Linked DNA regions of Homo sapiens: region 2 is linked to region 1. The links are chromatin contacts, found by Hi-C or POLR2A ChIA-PET in ENCODE. All regions are on one chromosome and are shown on one strand. Each heading gives the region's core, a stretch centred on a gene start or an enhancer-like site at or near the end of the contact. The rest is flanking DNA. Distances are from core to core; before and after follow the strand shown. Region 1 holds the start of PHOX2B (paired like homeobox 2B). Region 2 holds the start of SHISA3 (shisa family member 3).

What was found. Hi-C counts contacts between places; a loop is a spot of excess contacts on that map. ChIA-PET counts read pairs that join two places held with the same protein, here RNA polymerase II (POLR2A). Pooled maps may share reads with other maps.
Region 2: a loop to region 1 is called in a map of naive thymus-derived CD4-positive, alpha-beta T cell, with 14 times the contacts of the local background. The contact joins the promoter of SHISA3 here to the promoter of PHOX2B in region 1. A Hi-C loop is called at or near these places in 1 of 168 maps with a recorded cell type or tissue (naive thymus-derived CD4-positive, alpha-beta T cell) and 5 of 50 pooled maps. POLR2A ChIA-PET finds 5 or more read pairs at or near these places in 1 of 52 experiments (OCI-LY7).

Annotation. Positions count from the first base shown.
Region 1 is chr4:41,746,704-41,751,422 of GRCh38, forward strand. PHOX2B (paired like homeobox 2B) reads right to left here and starts at 2,022. Exons shown (of 3, transcript NM_003924.4): 1 at 1,667-2,022; 2 at 646-833. The coding sequence starts at 1,907. It overlaps PHOX2B-AS1 (PHOX2B antisense RNA 1), which reads left to right and starts at 1,646. Exons shown (of 4, transcript NR_187403.1): 1 at 1,646-1,883.
Region 2 is chr4:42,396,084-42,400,612 of GRCh38, forward strand. It overlaps SHISA3 (shisa family member 3), which reads left to right and starts at 1,405. Exons shown (of 2, transcript NM_001080505.3): 1 at 1,405-2,250. The coding sequence starts at 1,974. RefSeq lists silencers at 1,149-1,228, 2,869-2,918 and an enhancer at 1,453-2,342.

The DNA.
Region 1 (4,719 bases), core at 772-3,271:
GTAGAAGGAAAAGGGATCCTCTCTGGGTTTGCTCCGCTGCCCATCCCCGGCCTTTGAGCCTGGAAGAGCGTGCGATGGTGCGCACCGCTTCTCGGTCGGGGGCTCACCCAGAGAGGCGCTGTGGCCAACTCGTGAGCGCACCTGTGTTTAACAGGTTGGAGTAAGTCATGGTTCTTGACCTTCATGAAGTCACAGACCCTTTGCAAATCTGATGCAAGTCACAGTTTCCGGGAAAATGAACCTATATGCCATGGGGCCAGGTTAAAAGCACTTGAGTTAGGAGGCATTTTTTTGGGGGGCGGGAGGGGAGAAGGAAAAACTTATAATACGGGAGCAAAGTCTGCACACCTTCCACCACAGGCACTTCCTGTCCCCGAAATTGCATCGCTCATCCACGTCCCAAGGCCCCCCATGTCTCTGCTCGGGTGGGAAACACTTCGCAACTGTAAATAAAATGCCAAGAGCGTGCGCTCTAAGCCTCTCTCGAACGCACAGCCACACCAAATCCAGTATTTCTGATCGGCCATGGGGCCCTAGGTCCTTCTCACTCGAGGCTCCAGGACTTCGAATTTCACCAGCCGCCCCTCACCCCACACCTCCCCGGACCAGTGCGGCGGAGCGGGGTCGGTTTCCAGGCGCGCGTACCTGGACTCGCGCCTCTGTGAGGTCGATCTTCAGGGCCAGCTCCTCCCGAGTGTAGATGTCGGGGTAGTGAGTCTCCGCGAAGACCCTTTCCAGCTCTTTGAGCTGGGCACTGGTGAAAGTGGTGCGGATGCGCCGCTGCTTGCGCTTCTCGTTGAGGCCGCCGTGGTCCGTGAAGAGTTTGTAAGGAACTAGAGTATGACAGAGGAGACAGAAAGTGAGCAAATCAGCCGGCAGCTCGCCGGCCGTGGAGCTAGAATGTGAGGACTCCAAGGTCAGGTCATACGGCAGCCGCTACCTACACCCGCGCGAGAGAGTTGCCGAGAGAAGCTGCGGGAAGAAACCGAGGAAATTTGTTATCTGCGGAAACCTGGGCTCAAACTTCGGGCTTGGCGGAGTCCTTTCTGGCACAAGCGCCTTTGGGTGGATTGAAACAGCGCGATGTGACGGACTTGAGATAGTGCTTTCAGCAGGAAAAAACCAGAGAGGAAAAAAATCCAAAAACATCAGTCGGAATATCAGGGAGCCAGGAAAGAAGTTACCAAACAGTCCCACTTTGGGAACTTTTCAATTCTCAGAAAGTTGACCCGGCTCAAAAGTTGGGGGAAAGAGCTGCAAAAAAATAATAATAAATTAAAGAAATAATCATAAAAATGACCAGCCAAAGAGGTGTGAGCCGCTGTCGGTTCTTAAAAAAAGAGACACTGCCAGTAATGAGCTTTACTCTTTGTTATTTAATTATTTTCTAAGCTTTACGTCTCATCGCAAAGTAAATAAATTATGCCTATCATTTTGGCAGCTTAAGATAATTTTGTTGGCGGTTCGGGTGTGACTAGGATAGTGTAACCCTGTAAGTGAATTACCCCTCCCTGCAATCGCTTCTAACGTGATAAATTCTTTCATTTGTGTAAGCAAATTTCGTTTGGTAAATACTAAACACATTTCCATTTTCAAATGCAATCAAGGCTTCCTATATACGGGCGGAAAGGCGGCTTCCTCCGCTGAGAAAGCTGAAGGTCCTTACCTGCGGCGTACGGACTGCTCTGGTGGTCCCTGAGGGTGCCCAGGCTGCAGGATCCCGGCGTGAGGGAAGGGCAGCCGGACGTGGCCCCAAAAGTGGTCCTTATCGGGTTATACTGGAAGCCACTGGCCTGGCTGCAGGAACTGAAGTCAGCATAGGCTGAAGCCAGGCTCGAGGTGTCCATCCCAGCCATACAGGACTCGTAGGCAGAGGAATTGAGGTAAGAATATTCCATTTTATACATTGAAAAGGTTCTGGATGGCTCAGCCAAGTGGAAAAATGAAATAAAAGATGGATATGGAGAAGGTGGCTGGAGTGGGGAGATGTGCACAGCTCAACGCCTGCCTCCAAACTGGCCTCCTTACTACCAGCAGAGCCTAGTTTTATGAAAAAGCCTCCTATGAGATGCCTTGTCTGAGGTCTCTAGAGCATATAGTCCTCATAATAAACTTGGCTCTTTCCACTTGGACAATAGCAAAGCGGTTGGTCTTATTGCTGGCGCTTTTTACATGACAATAACTCATCCGTCTATTGGGCTGGCACTGGGGAACTGAGCTGTCCAACCTCCCTATCATTGATTCCTGCATCTCTAATTAGAATTTAATACCACACCATTACGCACCGAGCCCCTGATCCTCCCTTCTAACCAGCTCCCTGCCCTTTAATTCAATCACACTACTTGGAAATAATGAAAGTTGGGTGACGATTCTCCCTGATCCAATTTCCCCGAGCTTTTAAGCCTTTTTAACTGATCATATACCTTAGGCATAAATTGAGATAGTGTGTGTGTTTTCCCCCTTCTTCGTCCTCTTCTTTTTTTCCCCCTCGGTTAGGGAGAAGAAACCTTGATGTCATAGAAAACCTGTTTTGTAAGAGTGTTACACGCTCAATTTAACAACAAGCCTACCCCCCGAAGTGCATGAAATGTTATAAAGGACTGGGACATTGGCAAGACTCAGGCGCCCTGTAACATAGAGTAAGTGGGCCAAGGGGGTTTATGTGAACGATAAGCGGATTTCTTTAAAAATACACCTGGTAGAGGGGGTTAAAAAAAAGAGAGACAGAGAGAAAGCATCTTATAAATTGCATTTCTTCTTGCAGCTAAATGTGCTTTCAAGAGACTCAGGGTATACAGCCACTTAAAAATAATAATAAAAAAATCTGAGGAAAGCTTTCGAATGTGAAACATCTGGATTCTCGACCGTTGTGTTCTTTGCTCTCAGTTCTGTCTGTTTGCATTAGCGCAAGCCTTGGTTGGTTTGAGTTTCTGTGAGGTTGTTCGTTTTAATTACACCATAACTGGCAAGCGAGCATGAAGTGTACCCAAATGTATCTCCTCTTTCATCTCTTTCGGGCGCTCTCCCTCTTTCTCGCCTCTTTTTTTTTTTCAGGTGCCCACAATCCTCCACAGACCCGGGGATTGTGTCTGTTTGCCTTTTAGGTTTGCGGACTGTAGTGAGGGAAATTCTTGCCATGTAAATGCCCAGGCAAGGGCTCCAGGTCGGGCACCTTTCTTGTCCGATTCCTCAGGCTTTTGGGTGCTGGCAGCGAGGCACAGACAAAGGAGCGAGCAGTGATTTGTGGACTTCAGTGGCCCCATGATTTAAGCGGAGGGTAATTTTCATTTGGTTTGTTAGGCCCTAGCAGAATAAGGGAAACTATTTCATTAAATCCTTCCTCTCGGTGGACAAGAGGGGGAAAGCTTAGCTGAATCGCCGTGTGGTGTAAACAAACCCTGGATATTTTATATGAATTAAATGTGTAGATAATTAGTTTTATTGCATTCATTACCCCCTTTATGTGCTCTGTAACAAGTCAGTAATTAAAGTAACAAACTCATAAAGTCTTTATAGGGGCATTTAGGCGTTCAGTGTTTGCCAAACTAAGTGGTTTAATTCGATGCTAGTGCCGGGGAGTGGATGGGCTCCCGCTCTCCCCTGCCACCGTGTTTTATTGCGCACTAAACTGCCGCGGACGCAGTAATGGATTAAACGGGGACAGCGGTCCCCCAGCCTTGTGCTTCTTTGCAGGGTGAGTTTCAGGCTCGTTTCAGGTGGTTGCAAATCCTCGGGGCGTGAGGAAGCGCTAAAGTCGGGAGTGCAGGGAGCCGGACCTACCGAGGATCCTGGTGATAGTTTTATGGGGAGGGCTGATAGTTTTATTGCAGTTGTATGTTGTACAATGCGTATTTGATAAAGAAGGGCCCTTGGTGACCAGTGTGCACTTTTTTGTGCACGGGGGTGAAATGAAAATAAATGTATACAAGGTTTTACTGCGGCGGGAAACAAATTGCAACGCTCTAAATGGTTTTTCTTTATGGTCACCAGACAAGAGGAGAAAAGGGATGCAAACATCTGTCTTCAGTCCCCTAAACCTAAAGGCCAGCAAAGACGGATGCGAATCCAAGTGCTATTACAGCGGAGATTTGTCTTTATTTATCCCGCTCTCATGAATATGAATTTGCATTTGGGCCGGGAGGTGGCTGTATCCCTTTGGACTCCACACATGGAATTTCCCCCACGCTCATCCCCCTCCCCAACCACTTAAGGGAGGTGGGGGATAGGTTGTCAAGCACAAGGCTGAGATCGTCCAAGTTTCTTCGTTCCCTCGGATTTCGGGTTGGGGGATGTGCTTGCTGGTTTTCTGAACGCAACTCTGCCGCCGAGGCCTGCACTCAGGAGATGTGGATGTAGGGAGCACAGGCCGGGGTGTCCACCGCCAGCCCGCTCCTCTGCTGTAGGGTTTAAGCGCGTTTCCCTGCAGAAGAGAGTGACCAGGGGTGGTCAGGAGGTGATGAATTTCGGCTCCAAGGCCTATTTTTGACAGTAACCAGGTTCACACCCCGCTTGGCACTAGAGCCTTACTGCACCTGGGGTGTGTCTCCGCGTGGTGCAGAGCGCGCGCTCTACTCCGGAAGCTACGGCCGGGTGCCGCGCCACCGCTGTGCGCCCTGGGCCTGATCCCTACGCCCTAGTCGAGTGCAGGGCAGGGCAATTTCGCCGTGGGTCCTAGTTTGCTGACAGTTCCCAGGCCCCTTTAGCTTTTGGGGAGGAGGC
Region 2 (4,529 bases), core at 155-2,654, 650 kb after region 1:
ATTTAACTAAAAAACTGTTTCATTGTTTGTTATTGAAAGCTCCAACTTAATTTGTTTTTACTTAATAGCTTCGTATTGTCCTAAGAAATATGTAACTCTAAGAGAGCAATAAAGTTAAATATTTACACGGTCCCACTTAACGTGTGAAATGGACATGTATTTTCAGCAGCCACATAACTAAATGCTAATCCCAATACCTAAAATTAGAAATCAGAAGTAATTATTTAATTGGAATATACTTTAACTTAGATAAAAAAAAAAAAAAAAGAAATCGTTTTAATAGGAGATTTTTAAAAAAGTTTCTCCGGAATCGACTCGGTTCATCAGGAAGCTGCGAACGTGATAAATGCGTTTGACCGCGCACCTTGTGTCGCTGGAGCTGAGAACACTTTGTTCCTTTTGTTTCACTCAACTTGCCGACATCTAACTCAGGGACACGGGTATGCAGCTTGTTTGACAAATAAGCCGAGATACACCGAACATATTCACACATACCAATAGACGATGATTGGAAGTTCAGGATGCAGTCAAAATAAATGCTTGCGTTTGGCCCAGGTTTCACATAACACCAGTTTCATAAGGCACTTAGGCCGCTAACGGAGCAGTGCCCCTGAAAATAGCCCACAGGGGACACATCATTTAAATAAATGTGTTTCTTTCCCTGAACAGAAGTTCAGTTCTGCTCAATTATCATTAATTTTGCTCCTTTATTTCCTTTGCGGGCGTGAACGGAGAAGTCGTGCTCTTTGAGGTTTTGCGAGCTGGCCTTGGCTGGCAGAGGTGACCGGCAATCCTTCAGCCGGCGGAAAAAGTGCGAGTGTGTGTGTGTGTGTGCTTGTGAAAATGTGCCGTTCCTCCCAGAAAAAGTGGAAACGTAGGTGGAAAGCTCAGCACATGTTGGCGACACCTAAAAACCATGTTCTCGGTCCTGAACCTTTAGAAGCGGTATCCCAGGAACGAGTCTGAGTCTGTGCAACAGGGCACAGATGATTCGACAAACTTCAATGACTGCACCGCATTCATGCATTATATCCATTGAAAAGTAAATCCAGCGTCTCCACTCGCGCGCCCACGTGCGTGGATAAACGCGGGAATTCGGCAGCCCTCAACGTCACTCTGCAGAGATTTCCGGGCTGTGAGAGAGTTGGGGTGTGCGGCGGGGGAGGGGAGGGTCTGATATCTTCAGGTTGAGAGTCAAGTCCTGGGGGAGCGGCATGGGCGGGGGTGGCCGGGGGGAGGCGGAGGATGGAGCGCGAACCAGAAAGCGCAGAGGACCCTCGGCCCGCGCCGCACCCGCTGTGATTAGCTCCAGAGGCGCGATCCGGGAGGGCGGACTCTTTCTTAACCCTCATTGTCTCCTCCTCCCTCTTCCTTTTTAAAAGACGCCTTGCGGGCAGAGCTGTCAGCAACCCCGCGGCCGTTTGTACTTGGCCGCGGCGGAGCTGACTCCTGCTCCTGTGACAGATAGGGGCTGGGGCTGAGCGGCCGCCTGTCTGGGGTACTCGCACGTGGGGAACAAATTCTTTTCCTCCGGCTCCTCTCGGGACCCGGCGATCGCCACAGGTTGGGACTCTGTGCGGCGCTGGAGTTGGCAGCCCCGGGCGCTATGGCTCCCTTGAGGAGTGGGGAGGGAGGTGGCCGGGGGGTTGGCGCGCCCCTCGCGCGGGGAGCGCTATGAGCCGGGCGAAGGGCGGCAGCGACAGCCCCAGCAACTGCCTCTGCCGGCGCCTCCCGCAGGCCCTCGCCAACTCGCCCCGCGCACCATGCTGACTCCCGGCCTGCGGAACTCGTAGTGCAGCCCCTGTCGCCTCCCCGGCCCCTGCTATCCCACGCAGGACTGGCTTCGGCCGCCGGGGCCAGCAGCTTGCGACGTGTCCCTGGGGAGGCGGAATCGCTGTGCGCCCTGAGCCCGGGCTCAGCCCTTCGCTTTCCAGCTGCGTCCTGCTCCCGGCCGCCCAGGGAGCCCAGTGGCGATGAGGGCACTGCTGGCGCTTTGCCTTCTCCTTGGCTGGCTGCGCTGGGGCCCGGCGGGCGCCCAGCAGTCCGGAGAGTACTGCCACGGCTGGGTGGACGTGCAGGGCAACTACCACGAGGGCTTCCAGTGCCCAGAGGACTTCGACACGCTGGACGCTACCATCTGCTGCGGCTCCTGCGCGCTCCGCTACTGTTGCGCCGCGGCCGACGCCAGGCTGGAGCAGGGCGGCTGCACCAACGACCGCCGCGAACTGGAGCACCCAGGCATCACTGCGCGTAAGTGCGGGGCCCTCGGGGACATATCCCCGCCCGCCTAACGGCGGCGGCTGCATGTGTGCGCGGGAGGATGCACAGACCCAGGCAGGTCTATGCGCCTTCCTGGGTCTGTGCGCCAGGGGGACGCGGCCGGGTGGGGGAATCAAGGGATGAGTGGGTGGTCGCGTTTCAGATCATGGTCCTCTATTCATTTGCAGTCCCGCTTCCCGCCACTTGCGGTCTCTGCGGGTCGGCCCGCAGGGAAAGTTTGCCAGGGACAGTGAGGAGCGCGGGGCTTGTGCCTGGTAGCCGGGGGGAAGACAGCTGGAGCTCCCGGGAGAAGGGTAGTGCGGGTAAAGCCAGGGTAGACTTGGGTTTTGGTGGAGGGGCCGAGGGTGTCCCATTGCTCGCCCTTGTCACTTCGGGAGCTTCGGGAAGTGCCGAATGCAGGGAATCGCGACTCTTGTCGCGCGCTCATTTGCAGCCCTTCAGGGCTAAGAAACCCCAGTCACTTTTTTTTTCTGTCTTAATGATAGCGTTTCTAAGCCACGGCCCCGTTCTGCAGACTTCCTTTCAATTCTCTGCATCGAATTACCCTCTCCGGCCCACCCCCTATTGTCACGCCTTTCAGAAATGCCCAGGTCTTCGAGGTGGAGATTTAGAAACAAGGGTCGAAGGGGCTTCCCCGCCCCCTATTCTCACTTCGGAAAACACGGGTCAAATTTCCGCTGACTTCAGAGCGGAATAAATCACGACCCCAGCAGAGAAAATTTACACCTTGAAAAAAAGTTTTCCACCTGAATCGGAACATCAGGGAAACGCTTTAGAGCTTGAGGCGAGGGTTTTATGGCCAGGGAAACCGGAGAAGCGGGCGGAGCTGAGAGCGGGTGACACCCCAGGACTCCAGAGAGCCGAGGTCTGGAGCCCGCAAGAGAAGGTCGCCGGGAAAGGGAAGAGAGGCTGGAGAGATCATTAAGGGTTCCCCAACGGCCCCTCCCCGCAAACTGATAACCCAGAGGACAGGGGAGTCTGCCCTCCATTAGTGCTCCACTAGAGGGTGAATGTTGGGGGTCAACATTTCCAATCTAGAGGATTCTGGAAGTAGTTCTGGAGAAAAGATGCTCAGCGGAAAGTAGGGAAATCTAGGCCCTCCTGGCCTGTTAGAAAAATATAGACTCTTCCCCACGGCTTCACTCGCTCACCCTGGGGGACCCAGCTGCCCTCTGGGAGTAAGTGCAATTGCCCAGTCTGCAGCACGGGCTTCCTCTGCGCTCCCTACTCGGCTCGGATGCCAGAGGACAGCAGAAGGGAGAGGCAGTCTCCACACTCACTGAGTCTGGGATCAGGCAAACCCTGATGGACCTTGGCTCTGTCACTTGCCGGCGGTGTAACTTGGGCAAGTTACTTAACTGCTCTGGATACCTCTTCTCAGTTCTAAAGTGGGCATATTGCTCTCAAAGGAGTTAAGTTGTTGGTGACGTGAGAGTGTATGAATGCTGGAGCGCAGGGCTCAGTAAATGGTAGTTACTTACCTTTGCCTTGCCTTGCACGCTGGTGCTAGTAAACAAGGGAGAATGGGAGGGACACAGAAGAGCTTACGCCTAGTAGCCCACAAATAATTGATAGTTACCTGTCCCTCACTAGCTCTGTCTGTGGGAATGCGCAAACTTCTCTGATGTATTTCCACATCTGGAAAATGGAGCTTATCATGTCCATCTCACAGGGTCTCCAAGAGACTTTAATCAGATAATGAATAAGAAAGAGCCAGGCACACAGTAGGGACTTAGTCAATGCAGGCTTTCTTTCTTCTACCTGTAAGCTGGAGGCTGCGTCTTAGCACGGCTCTATCAGGGGAGAGACCTGGAGAACTGCCCAAGGGGATGCCTCCGGGCTTGGGAATTTTATGTCTGCCTTGTAGAGAGAGAAGGAAATTGGAGTTTGCTCTGTTTGAGGGATGCTTTTATAGAAAGTCTGGGCCGTGGACACCAAGAATTGCCTGGTGATCTATCTAAAGTTCAGTCTGACTTCCCAGGCTTGGATGGGAATTGAGAGGCACGGCAGCTGGAGTGGGTATTCCAAATCTTTCCTGGAAAGAAGCAGCCAGAGCTGGCAATTTGTGGTGTATGGTAGGAGACACAGTCGATTGGGGCCCTCTGTGAATTTCTTTATACTGTTCTTTCTGGAGTCTCATAAAATCCTGGGTCTGTGTGTAGAGGGGAATCTCATTTAATAGGCCTGGCTCCCTTTGCTTAGACTGGAGATTATTGAATGGGAGATGGATTGCCAGCCTAAGAGAGGGG